Linked DNA regions of Homo sapiens: region 1 is linked to region 2. The links are chromatin contacts, found by Hi-C or POLR2A ChIA-PET in ENCODE. All regions are on one chromosome and are shown on one strand. The core of a region is the stretch at or near the end of the contact, and the rest is flanking DNA. Distances in the headings are between cores, read along the strand shown. Region 1 overlaps GAB2 (GRB2 associated binding protein 2). Region 2 overlaps NARS2 (asparaginyl-tRNA synthetase 2, mitochondrial).

Evidence for each region. Hi-C counts contacts between places; a loop is a spot of excess contacts on that map. ChIA-PET counts read pairs that join two places held with the same protein, here RNA polymerase II (POLR2A). Pooled maps may share reads with other maps.
Region 1: a loop to region 2 is called in a map of CD14-positive monocyte, with 3 times the contacts of the local background. The contact joins two enhancer-like sites. A Hi-C loop is called at or near these places in 2 of 168 maps with a recorded cell type or tissue (CD14-positive monocyte and Caco-2) and 1 of 50 pooled maps. POLR2A ChIA-PET finds 5 or more read pairs at or near these places in 5 of 52 experiments (B cell, Caco-2, Panc1 and 2 more).

What each region holds. Positions count from the first base shown.
Region 1 is chr11:78,366,452-78,372,927 of GRCh38, forward strand. The region is part of intron 1 of GAB2 (GRB2 associated binding protein 2); the gene reads right to left. Among named protein-coding and RNA genes, the nearest start is that of GAB2, 48 kb to the right of the region's middle. RefSeq lists an enhancer at 3,727-4,677. Within about 2 kb of position 4,534, at least 4 of the 41 ENCODE cell types and tissues checked have a DNase peak (open chromatin) inside an H3K27ac peak, as active enhancers do.
Region 2 is chr11:78,558,384-78,565,207 of GRCh38, forward strand. It overlaps NARS2 (asparaginyl-tRNA synthetase 2, mitochondrial), which reads right to left. Exons shown (of 14, transcript NM_024678.6): 5 at 1,156-1,236. It overlaps NARS2-AS1 (NARS2 antisense RNA 1), which reads left to right. Exons shown (of 4, transcript NR_120566.1): 4 at 1-182. Among named protein-coding and RNA genes, the nearest start is that of NARS2, 13 kb to the right of the region's middle. Within about 2 kb of position 2,613, at least 3 of the 41 ENCODE cell types and tissues checked have a DNase peak (open chromatin) inside an H3K27ac peak, as active enhancers do.

The DNA of each region.
Region 1 (6,476 bases), core at 3,284-5,783, 190 kb before region 2:
GGTGCATGTCTGTAGTCCCAGCTACTTGGGAGGCTGAGGCAGGAGAATTGCTTGAACCCAGGAGGTGGAGGTTGCAGTAAACTGAGATCACACCACTGTATTCCAGGCTGGGCGACAGAGCAAGACTCCATCTCAAAAAAAAAAAAAAAAAAAAAAAAGATGAGTACTAAAATAGAATATGCACAAAGTGAGGATGGGGGGTTAATTTACCCTGCTACCAAAGAGCAGGGGTTAAGGATTATCAAAAACCTTCTATATTCACTATATTTTCTCCAAGCCCTATCCCCAATTACATTCTATTCCCCATCCAGACTATGATGGCGAATAGAATGTAATTGGGGATAGGGCTTGGAGAAAATATAGTGGAGAAGCAACTCAAATGGTTGCTTCTCAAATGATCCTCCAGAACAACATATTCATTAGAATCTCCCCATCTTTATTCACAAAGTTACATGAGAAATTTTAAAAACCCACTAACCATCCAAGGAGTATTTAAGCTTCCATTATGTGCAAGGTATTCTTAAGGATGCAAAAAAATACAAGACAGGTCCCTGAACCCAATGAATTTACCATCTAGCAAGGGAGATAAGTCATATACAAAATTATGATACTAAGGTATATTCCTGAGCCATACAGTATCTCAGGGGTAAAGGGGAACATAGCTCAAATATCTGGAGGAGCTCCAAATTGAAAACTTCTGTTTTCTTTTCCCCCATCAACTTGGACCAAGAGTCACAAATACATTCTTCCTCCATCTAGCAATATCCTTTAACCTACTTTGTGCCAGACAACATTCTGGTCATGAGAAAAAAGCAATGAACAAAACAGACAAAAATCCTGCCTTCGAAGGGCATATGGTCTGGAAGTGTAAAGGGTCAGGTAGGTACATATATGAGTGACTGGTGTGTGCATGTATGTGTGCGTGCGTGCATGTGATACAGCAGACTAGAAAGCATATGCTTTGGCTTAAATGGAAAGCTACCACCCAGTTCCAGCTAATTGCTGCTAGGCAGAAATTTGGGCCCAGTGTTCCCAGATCTGGAAGCTGGACATTTTACGGATTTTATGTAAGAGATCTCAGCTTTTAACAATCTACGACTAATTAAAAGTGTTTAAAACACTGCAGGCCAAGCAAAACACTTTATAGATGGAATTCAGGCTAAAGATACCAGTCTATAATCTGTCTTAGAACATGTATCATGATTTTTGGCTTAGAGATGCAGTCACTTCATATAGTGTTATAAACCAAGTGCTACTGGGCTGCAGGCAGAAGATCCAGCCTCTCAGCCAGTATTAAGGAGGTGAGAGCATTTAGCCTGAGCTCCTTCAGAAAACATCTCAGAATATGTCAGTGCTTAATTTTCTTTTTCTTTTTTTTTTTTTTTTTTTTTGAGACGGAGTCTTGCTCTTCCCCCCAGGCAGTGGCGCTATCTCTGCTCACTGCAAGCTCCGCCTCCCGGATTCACGCCATTCTCCTGCCTCAGCCTCCCGAGTAGCTGGGACTACCGGCACCCGCCACTGCGCCCGGCTAATTTTTTGTATTTTTAGTAGAGACGGGGTTTCACCGTGTTAGCCAAGATGGTCTCAATCTCCTGACCTCGTGATCCGCCCGCCTCGGCCTCCCAAAGTGCTGGGATTACAGGCGTGAGCCACTGCGCCCGGCTGTCAGTGCTTAATTTTCTATTCTTTGTTCACTTCTCACAGCACTTACTGGCCACATCCATGAGTTGCCACATGCTGAGGTATTTCTTTGCTAAGAATGGCAAGACCATTTTGTTCAACCAGGAAGTCCATGAACAGCAACTCAACCAATGCATCTGCCTTGATGGTTTGATTATTCAACAGATTAATACTGTTCATGAATATGATTAATTCTGATCTACTCTATAATAGGCTTGCTATTTAGAAATATAGTAAACTTCTGTCACCTGAAATTCTCAAGTGAGGGACTTTATGTAAATTATCCTGGACAAAAAAATTTCCTATAGTTAAATCACGTTTGTGCAGAAGTCACTGAAATACAGTACTGATGGCTGAAAAGCAAGCTACAAATTAAATATATAAATTACTACACAAATAGTCACAATACAAACAAATGTTTTAATAAAAATAGAAACAAAGCATACTACACGAAGGAAGAATTTCACTAAATACTAGTGCATACCAAATGAGAAAAGGAACAATTAACCCTAATAAAAGCTGGTCTTTCACTACATATGTTTGTAACAGAACTACACAGCATGTTAACAAACTGAAAAAAAAAAGACAAGACAGCAAAAATAAACTCTATAGGTTTAAATCTTCAACTTCAGACCCCAGAAAAGCATCTTTAAAGTCAGATAAGTCCAGGCATGGCGGCTCATGCCTATAACCCCAGCACTTTGGGAGGCTGAGGTGGGAGAATTGCTTGAGGCTAGGAGTTTGAGACCAGCCTGGGAAACACAGCGAGACCCCATCGCTACAAACAAATTTTTTAAAAATTAAAAAATTTTTTAATTTGTTTAAAATTAATAAATTTACTTATTAAATAAATTTATATTTACGGGCATGGTGGCATGTGCCTGTAGTCCCAGCTACTCAGGAGGCTGAGGTGGGAGGATCACTTGAGCCCAGGAGGTCAAGGCTGCAGTGAGCAATGATTGTACCACTGCACTCCAGCCTGGGTGACAGAGTGACAGAGACCCTGTCTCAAAAAAAAAAAAAAAAAAAGTCAGATAAGTAATTCTCAATGCCAGGAAAATTTATCATCCCTGCTGGTCTCCAGTTCATTGTATTAATCAATGGCAATCATTGCATTAGAAACTTGGTCACCCTGTCTTCAAAATATGGTGCTGTTGCCTTTTAACTGGGTTAGTTTACAGTGTATATAAACTTAATGATCAATCAGTGCCTCTACTGTATTTGAGCCATGACTTACTGTAGCAAAGTTAAAATCTAAAATGTAATGGAATAGCTCAAATATACCTCTGATCAGCTGTGTGGCCTATGGTTTCTTTTGGTTACCAAAATCTGGGATGTGAAACTTGCATCCCTTATACAGTGTTTTGTGTTCCCATTCTTTCTCATTAGAAGAGTCGCCTAAGGGCAGATTATCTTGCTATTAGTTTTGCTTTGGCCCAGAGTCTTTCATCTGCAAAACAGGTGTGTTGGTCACAAGGTAGTATCTGAATAAAAATTTTCAGGGGGAGAAATATATCTTACATACCAACAAGTTTAAAAAATCCAAAGGCATTTATAAGGATGGTCATTTCAGCACATTTTTTAAGTAAATAAAATACTGTAACTGCTTATCAACTGGTCAGGTTGGTTAAATTACAGTAGTATACTCGGACACTACTATAAAGATAATGAGAAAAGCTGAGCTTCATGAGCGCCCCCAGAACGTTATTCACCTAAAGGTTATCACCAGATGATGGCATCTGGCGTGGGGTTTTTTGTTTGTTTGTTTTAGCATTTCTTGATTTATAACGAACATGTACCATTTTAACAAAAGCAATAATCTTTCCTTTAAAAAAGAAAATACTGGCCGGGCGCGGTGGCTCACGCCTGTAATCCCAGCACTTTGGGAGGCCGAGGCGGGCGGATCACGAGGTCAGGAGATCGAGACCATCCCGGCTAAAACGGTGAAACCCCGTCTCTACTAAAAATACAAAAAATTAGCCGGGCGTAGTGGCGGGCGCCTGTAGTCCCAGCTACTTGGGAGGCTGAGGCAGGAGAATGGCGTGAACCCGGGAGGCGGAGCTTGCAGTGAGCTGAGATCCCGCCACTGCACTCCAGCCTGGGCGACAGAGCGAGACTCCGTCTCAAAAAAAAAAAAAAAAAAGAAAAGAAAATACAATTGACCTATATATGCAAATACGGAACTACACTCATGGTTTATTTTATCTCACAGGATTTTGGTGCACATTAATCATATGGTAGTATTCAAATATTACCTGATTTATGCTAAGTGAAAAATAACAAGGTATAAAACAGGGCAAACAGGGCAAGGGTCTGTGATGGGCAAGATGTTTTTTATTGACTACTATTGTGCCCAGGTTCTAGAAAACAGTCTGGAGCAAAGCTTACCTGTTTATCATGTGTTGCAATCTCAGAGCAGAGAGTGGGGAAAGACTGGTAGGAAAGAATAGGAGGGAAAGGAAACCAAGGCTATATGCATCAACAAACCCGCTACGGCTTAGCATGAAAACACAGACAACTGCTCATTTAGAAGGTTACAGGATGGGTTGTATGGAACTACTAATATTGTATGTGTGTGTGCGTGTGTGTGTGTATGTGTGTGTGTGTGTGTGTGTAAGGGGTAAATGGAGGAGAAAGGCAGGCAGACACGAAGCAATTTGTCTGCTGGCTCCTTCCCTTCTCCAGCTTCCAACTGCTCTGGTCAGTGATGTCAACTGCCCTCACTCCCTACTTCCAGGCTGTGTTTACCCAGCCACTCTGGACAGTCACTGGGGAAGAACACACCCCACGTTTGAACTTGAAAGTGGTAGGAGAGGCCAGGGTCTGGCCAAATGGGGCTTAGGCACATGAGTTGCTGTAGTTCTCTCCACAATGGACTTAACAGAGACCAAACCAGAGCCCCACCCTCACAGAGGGAAGATGAGACAGCCAGCACTGTTAGAAAACGTGGCAAAAGCAGCAACATCTGAAGACTCACCACTGAGCAAGCAGACTGCCTGAGGTGCAGACAGAACCAAGGGCATCTCGATAGACACACTGAGTCTCACACAACGCATACCCTTGTATACAGAATAGAACTTTAACTATCATGTATTTAAAAAACATACATTAGGAAAAACCTATACTTAGTCTATACTCAGTAGTCTAATGAAAAGGGCAGGGACTTGCAGCCAGACAGTTCTGAGATTGAAAATCCTATCCATCTGCTCCTTGTTGTGAAACGCCAAGTAGGTTGCTGATCTGTATAATCAGGATATTACATGGTTATAGTGAAGATTAAATGAGCTAAGGTGGCTAAAAGAGATGTTAGGCTCTGGCAGACATAGTGCTGCCTCTTACATAAGAGGGGCTGATTCTTTTCCTTCCCTCATTCAATCCCTCTTCCGTGTTCCTCCAGGACAACCTCACGTTATACTGCTAACATCACTCTGCCCAACATTGTTTATATTTATGATCACTCACTACACTGGCAGCTCCATGAGGATGGGATTATTTCTTTGGTGTCCACCTTTGCTGTCTAGTACAGTTCATGCTTATAGCTGGGGCTAAGCACACATTTGCTGAATGAACCAAGAACGTCAAACACCAATTCTCAGGGGAGACAGCTTTTCATAAGACCATTAGTAAAGTCACTTGAAGGACCCATGAGACTTCTAAACATAGTCTGACAGCTGTACCGGCCAGAAAGGTAGAAAAAAAATAAATAAAAGGTTTTGAAGCTAGACACATTTACATTCCAATCCCAGTTCCATCTCTTATTACAAGGGTAATATTTGGGCAAGTGACATAGACCCTCTAAAACCTTCATTCCCATAAACATAAAATCAAAATCATACTATATTTTGTAGGGCTAGTTTAAGAAATGAGATTAAATAATATAAACTATTACTCGTATGGTGTTAATCCATGTCACAAGGCACTCTTATCCTGACCAAGGTAGGGGGAGCAGAAGAGAGATTACTGCTATGAGTAAAAGGTATCTGCTTTTTTTCCTTTTCTTTTAATTCTATGCATTTTTACTGAATGTCTGCTGTGTGCCAGGCTTTGTACAAAATACCATCCTCTATAAGTTTACAAAGTGCTTTCACCTTAGCCTCTCTCTGAGCTCTCACCCTCCTGACTCTGCTTTAAGCCTGCCAAGGATACCCACTAGAAATGCTGAGAGATGAAGAGTTTCCATGACCTCTGGAACAGATGTGAATCGTAGCTCCAACGACAAAGGCAGTAAATAGGAAAGACATCCAAGTCTTGTTGATGACATAGTAAAGAGTAAGTGTGCCAAATACATTTGACCAGCCCCTAGAGGTTCCACATCTAAGGTTGGTATTATTCCCTAGGCCCACTCTACTTCTCTAAAAAAACTTATCTTTCAGGAAAAACCCTTTAAAAGAATTTAAGAATTCCTGATTTATCAGCTACTTGCAGAAAAACTGCTGAGCAAGGAAAGGGACAAAAAGCCAGTTAAAATAGAGAGGCATGGTATGTATAACCTGAATAAACCCCAGCAATCTAAGTGGCTGTCCTGGGTAGAAAGTCCAACAATCAAAAGTGAAAAAACAGTAATTCCAGTCTTTACATGCTTTCCTCAATGGATACGAGAAGAAATCAAAATCGTAACACACTTTTTATCTCTTAATCAATTCTCTCATATAATATAGTTGCTCAAGGGTCTCTCATTCACCAACCTACCCCACTCCCAACCTTCAAAACCAGTTTCAAATTTGCATTCTCCCCTTTCCCCTTTATCTTAAAAATTCTTTATTAAGAAGATTCAGCGTGTCTTCCCTATTTTTACA
Region 2 (6,824 bases), core at 1,363-3,862:
TATAAAGCACCACCACCATTATTAAGAGTCAAAAAGCACTGAACCGGAGAAAGCAGTTACATACAAATTTTGTCATTTGATAGAATCAACCAAATATATAAACAAGAATCCTGACATCTTAAAGATAAAGAAATCAGTAAACAAATAAAAGAAGTACCAAAGTACCACTCATGATCATACCATTCTCTCTGTCCATTATTATACAACCGGCTAATGATTTTAAATAGCTATCAAACTGGTAAATGCAAGGCTTTCGACTGCCTCCAATAAGAAAAACTGATAACTTAAAAAATATCTGCAGTAAGGGCAGGCTGACAATGCCTGGCATATACTAGGAACTCAAAAAATGATTGCTAGACAAATTTAAGAGCCTTCATGGGATGAACAAAATATAAATCAGTTCTTATGAAAAAATGTATTTTTTAAAGACTTTGAAAAAGAAAATGATATTCACATGTATACTCTTCTATTTTTATTTATATTTTAAAATATGACTTACGTCCACAAATATTAACTGTGGATTGAATCTGCGTAAGAGAGAGCTTAAAATCCTCATTTGCCTCTTCAAATCTCTCTAGTTCAGCAATTCACAGTAACTTAAGAAAAGTAAATAGAGTGCTAAATTAAAAATTCACTCTTGGCCAGGCATGGTGGCTCACACCTGTAATCCCAGCACTCTGGTAGGCCAAGGCAGGTGGATTACAAGGTCAAGAGATCGAAACCATCCTGGCTAACCAAGAGAAACCCCGTCTCTACTAAAAATACAAAAATTAGCTGGGCCTGGTGGCAGGCACCTGTAGTACCAGCTACTCGGGAGGCCGAGGCAGGAGAATCGCTTGAACCCTAGAGGCGGAGGTTGCAGTGAGTCGAGATCACACCACTGCACTCCAGCCTGGCCACAGAGTGAGACTCCATCTCAAAAAAAAAAAAAAAAAAAAAAAAAAATTCATTCTTACCTGTCACAGCATAAGACTGCTGGTACTACAGGAAATGAGACTGGTTTGAATTGTCTATGTAAGTTTTTCAAGGATTTTTATTGACAATTTCAGGTGCTGCTCATAGTCTTCTGTCCACAAAACTATTATTAAATTTCAAACCCTCAAATGAAAAATATTAAACAGCAATGTACCCCTCAAGATGGGAAGCAAAACTTACTTCAAGTTGAAAAAGTTCTCCAGCTCCCTCAGAGTCATTGGATGTGATTATTGGAGTATGAATATGTACAAAGCCACTGTCCTGAAAAAGAAAACCACTGTTTTCAGGATATTTGCACATTCAACAATTCCAAGAACACACATCCTCTTATAGTATTAAAATGGCACACTAAGCAGATGCTGTATCAAATCCCTCCCTAATCCCCTAAATATTAAGACTACTGAAAATCAGTTGAGTGTTTTAACTACCCACAGGGGCACAAATAATTTTAATTCAGGAACACACTTAGACATTAACTAGTCCAACATCTTCATTTCAAAGATAAGGAAGTTAAGGCCCAGACAGATTTAGTGACTTTCCACAAGTTACACAATTAGTCAGTGGCTGAGCCAGGACTAGAACCTAGGTCTTCATGCTCTCTCTTTAGTACTATATTCTCTTCCCATTTCTCTAACATTTTGGTGGTGATTTAACAAACACATACGCACACTATAGGCTAATGCATAATGATGCTGCCCACGTTGCTAGAGGAATACAAAGCGATCAGTATAAACTTATCTTGAAATATGACCTCAATTGTAATGAACCACCAAAAAAGGAGAAAAAGTAGACAAATAGAGACTGAATAAACAAACAGCAAAAAAAGGCAGAAATGATCTTTAGGAGGTCTCTGTCATTAAACTGATGGCACAATGGACTCCACATGGCACAGGCAGTGTACTTCCTTTGCCTGAAGGAATATTCTGAGCAGCAGCAAATCCATCCATTACCGAGGTCCCCAAATGGAGCTCTTCCGAACAAAAGTCTGAGACTATTTCCATTAGTGAACCACAAAAGCTGTTGCTAGTCAGCAACTTCAAGGTTATGCTTCTTTCATTTTGACTATGGATGTAAGCAAAAGGTTACACACAATGTAGATGTTTGCAGGGTGGGACTGCAGGTAACGAAAAGTGAATTTATAATAGAAATGTAGGATAGTACATGCTTAATGCAAAATTTTGGTCTTGGAATCAATACAATAAATTCTTAAATACATATCTCTGCCAAGTTTGGTGGAGTGTAGATTGTCTCTATGCATTACTAGGGACCTCCCGAATATGATCCTTCTCAAATTCAAGTATTCTGGCTATAATACAAAGTATTCAGTCAACAACTTGCCTTATGATGTGGACTGATTAAATATTCAAGCTCTAAATTAGCAGTCTCAGAAAGTATTAAAATGTACACTTAATCTGACAGCAACATGCCCAGAGGTGCTGCACAGAGCACATTATAGAAAACCAATAAAATCTGATCAATAACATTACTGCATAAAATTTTTATCTCCTAGGAGCCAAGAATCATGGACATGAAACATTTCTTCCACATGAACGTAGGCAACTATGAACATGAGTGCAGTAAACAAAGAAAGGAAGTGAAAAATCCAAAGGAAACGAGGGTGGGGAAGGGGAGGTGGAGAGGGAGGAGAAAATTTAACGGCTAAACATGATTGCCCAAGTTAGAACTGGTCAAATGCCACAAGAAACAGCACTGTAAATCTTAGGAAAATAACTGAGATTTTTTTTTAAATCACACACCTAGTGGGAATTATTTTTAATACTTAACTAATGCTAAACATTACAAAAGGGCCCAGCAGCTTTCGCTGCTTTAAAACTGCTAGCAAGGCTTATCAAAGTTCCTAACGTTACCAAATGCTAATAAAGGAGAGAGTACAAAGGAAGAATAATACAGCCGTGCAAACAAAGTCCAAAAAAGTGAAAGCGGGTGGGGGAGTAAAAAGAATAAAAGGAAAGTAAATAGCAAGGAGTGGTTAAGTATTGTCAGTATGTGCCTCAAATAGGTTTCCAGTGTCACTTATTTATACTGTCCCGCAGCAAAGGGGCTCCTAAGTAGAAACATGAAGGCCAGAAAAGAGGCCAAAAATAAAAGCAACCACTTTCACCCAATTTTTCAGATTCCACCCATCACCTCCAAGTATTTAAATATTTTAATACACATTCTAAAACCAGATATTTTATAAGGCTCTGAGTATCCCAAAATTATAAAGTTCATACATTACGGCCCATACACATCAGTAAGAGAAGACTAATAGATTATCTTTTTCTTTCACGTGAAACTGAAATAACTATTATTTAATCAGAATCAACAAAAAAGGAAACGTGAAAGGAATTGCTAGCCACAGGCAGGCCATAGACAACATAAAGTGACAGCAAGAACAGATTTTAAAATTCCATAAAGAGGCCAGGAGCAGTGTCTCACGCCTGTAATCCCAGCACTTTGGGAGGCTGAGGCGGGTGAATCACCTGAGGTCAGGAGTTTGAGACTAGCCTGACCAACATGGTAAAACCCAGTTTCTACTAAAAAATACAAAAATTAGCCCGGTGTGGTAGTGCACACCTGTAGTCCCAGATACTCAGGAGGCTGAGGCAGAGGTTGCAGTGAGCCGAGATCACGCCACTGTGCTCTAGCCTGGGTGACACGGCGAGACTCTGTCAAAAAACAAAAAACAAAAAACAAAAAACAAAAAACATAAACAGCAGTCACAGGAACTCAAAGGCATAGCAATTTGGAGACATTCTACACAAAGGTAAAGAATACTCCACATAGGCTGGGGCACAGTGGCTCATATCTGGACCCTAGCACTTTGGTTGGTCCAGGCAGGATTGCTTGGGCCTAGGAGTTCAAGACCAGCTTAGGCAACACAGTGAGATCCCATCTCTACAAAAAATACATTAAAAAAAACGAGCCAGGCACAGTGGTGCATGCCTATAGTCCCAGCTACTTGGGAGGCTGAGGTAGGAGGATCAATTGGGCCTGGGGGATTAAGGTGGCAGTAAGCCATGACTGCACCACTGCACTCCAGCCCGGACAACAGTATGAGACTTCATCTCAAAACAACAACAACAAAAATACTTCACATAGTCAGTGGCAGGCTTTGAAAACGCTGCCATACAGAGAAGAACAATCCCTGATACTCACAGGAAGAACCTCGACTCACTGAGAAAGAAAGAGCAGAATCTTTTCTACTGGCTCACTGAGGAAGAGGGGAAAGTAAGTAATTCATTTTAGGAACACTTCCACTGGAATTTAGAAAAAATTGGTGCCTAAAGAGAAAATTCCTCAGTTATTTCAGAAACTTGGCTTTACTGAATGACTCATTCCTTGAGGATTCTAAATAGCCAAGTTTTAGTACATAACAAGTATGTCAGTTTTATGAGCAAACAAGGTTATACAAAAAATATTTTTCATACTCAAACCAAGAAATAACCTTAGATCCTTAAAGTGTCTTAAAAGTACTGTTCAAGTTTCCATTTTTCCCCCACATTTCTATATTTTAATTAACAAAACTGAAACTTACGAAAATTTTTTATTTGGAGGCTTAACATCTTTTAGCAAACCCAAAGTAACAGATCAAAGAAACACTACAAAATACTAGGTAACATATAACTATTACTTAATATGCCTTATAGTACTACAGAAAGGGTTCTTTAAACAACTAATCCTAAGTATCACACATAAAGGTAGATAACTATCACACATAAAGGTAGGTAACAGAATTATATTCTCCAGGTCTTTACAAATACTAAGTGAATTTATTACTACTCAAAAAGTGTCTATTTTTGTAACTACTCTATCACGAATGGTGCTAAAATTCAAGTTATTTCCAACCACTTGAATTTTTTTTTTTTTTTTTTTTTGAGACAGAGTCTTACTCTGTCGCCAGGTTGGAGTGCAGTGGCGCAATCTCGGTTCACTGCAACCTCCGCCTCCCGGATTCAAGTGATTCTCCTGCCTCAACCTCCCAAGTAGCTGGGACTACAGGCACGCAACACCACGCCCAGCTAATTTTTGTATTTTTAGTAGACACGGGGTATCACCATGTTGGCCAGGATGGTCTCGATCTCTTGACCTCGTGATCTGCCTGCCTCGGCCTCCCAAAGTGCTGAGATTTCAGGAGTGAGCCACAGCGCCCGGCCATGAATGTTTTTCAAATTTCATTTTAGTAATTTTTGGCCAGGGTTGGTGGCTCACGCCCGCAATCCCAGCACTTTGGGAGGCTGAGGTGGTTGGATCACCTGAGGTCAGGAGTTAGACCAGCCTGGCCAACATAGTGAAACCCCGTCTCTACTAAAAATACAAAAATTAGCTGGGTGTGGTGGCACGCACCTGTAGTCCTAGCTACCTGGGAGGTTGTGGGAGGAGAATCCCTTGAACCCAGGAGGCGGAGGTTGCAGTGAGCCAAGATCATGCCACTGCACTCCAGCCTGGGCAACAGAGTGAACTCTGTATCAAAAAAAAAAAAAAAAAAAAAAATATATATATATATATATGTATACACACACACAGTATTATTATTATTATTATTATTATTATTATTATTGAGATGGAATCTCGCTCTGTTGCCCAGGCTGGAGTGCAGTGGCGCAGTCTCTACTCACTGCAACCTCCGCCTCCCGGGTTCAAGCAATTCTACCTCAGCCTCCCGAGTAGCTGGAACTACAGGCACACGCCACCATACCCAGCTAATTTTTTTGTATTTTAGTAAAGACAGGGTTTCACCGTGTTGCCAGGGCTGGTCTTGAACTCCTGAACTCAGGCAATCCGCCTGCCTTGGCCTCCCAAAGTGCTAGGATTACAGGTGTGAGCCACTGTGCCCAGTAATAATAATATTTTTAAGACAGGATCTCACTCTCCTGCCCAGGCTGGAGTTCAGTGGCACAAACACGGATCACTGCAGCCTCCACCTCCTGGGCTCAAGTGATCCTCCTGCCTCAGCTTCCTGAGTAGGTGGGACTATAGGCACATGCCACCATGCCTGGCTAATTATTTTTACTAGAGACCAAGTCTCACTATGTTGCCTAGGCTGGTCTCCAACTCCTGGGCTCAAAAGATCCTCCTGCCTCAGCCTCCCCAAGTGCTGGGATTACAGATGTGAACCACTGCACCCTGACTACTTTATTTTTTTATTTCAATTTTTTTTTAGCTTGTCTTACTTTTTAATTGTTTACATATCTCTAAAAGTTTCAAGTAATCAATGTATAGTGTAGTCTACTTGTCAATACCACCACCTAGTGGCCAAAAGCCTACAAAACCTTCAGAACTAATAATTTATCAGCTGTTGAAGCCATGTGGTTAAAAAACAAAAAGGTATTTTTACAATTGTGTGGTTCAAGCAGTACTGAAAATCCACATGGAAGCTGCATAGCAAAGTTTCTGACAGCATGTGTAACTGGACCCCTACAAACTATAATGGGATAACATTATATAATTTGATTTATTTTCCTTTGTCTTATCAAAAGCATATGCCTTAAAGCCATGATGTTCTTTAGCTCTTTGACCAAAAGTGAATCTGAAGGAGCTTTTTCAAGGGGCAAGAACCTTCTTGGTGAGACTGGGGCTGTGTGAATTTGGATACAGCCCAAGGGAAGTCTATAACCACTATTACACAACCTCTGCAAATTAGGTGGATCTGGAGAAGTACCACAGGAAGCCTCACAAAACCACGTGGAATAACAATAAACTTTATCTGCTGGATCACTCCTTGTCTTTGGGGCCCTCCCATCCACAGGGAGAGAAGGTCCCTTCACCTTAGCAACTTGTCAACCACATTAAACTGTGGCTTTCCCAGGTAGAGGGAAATGGTTGAGAAGCAAAGCTAAATGAGACAA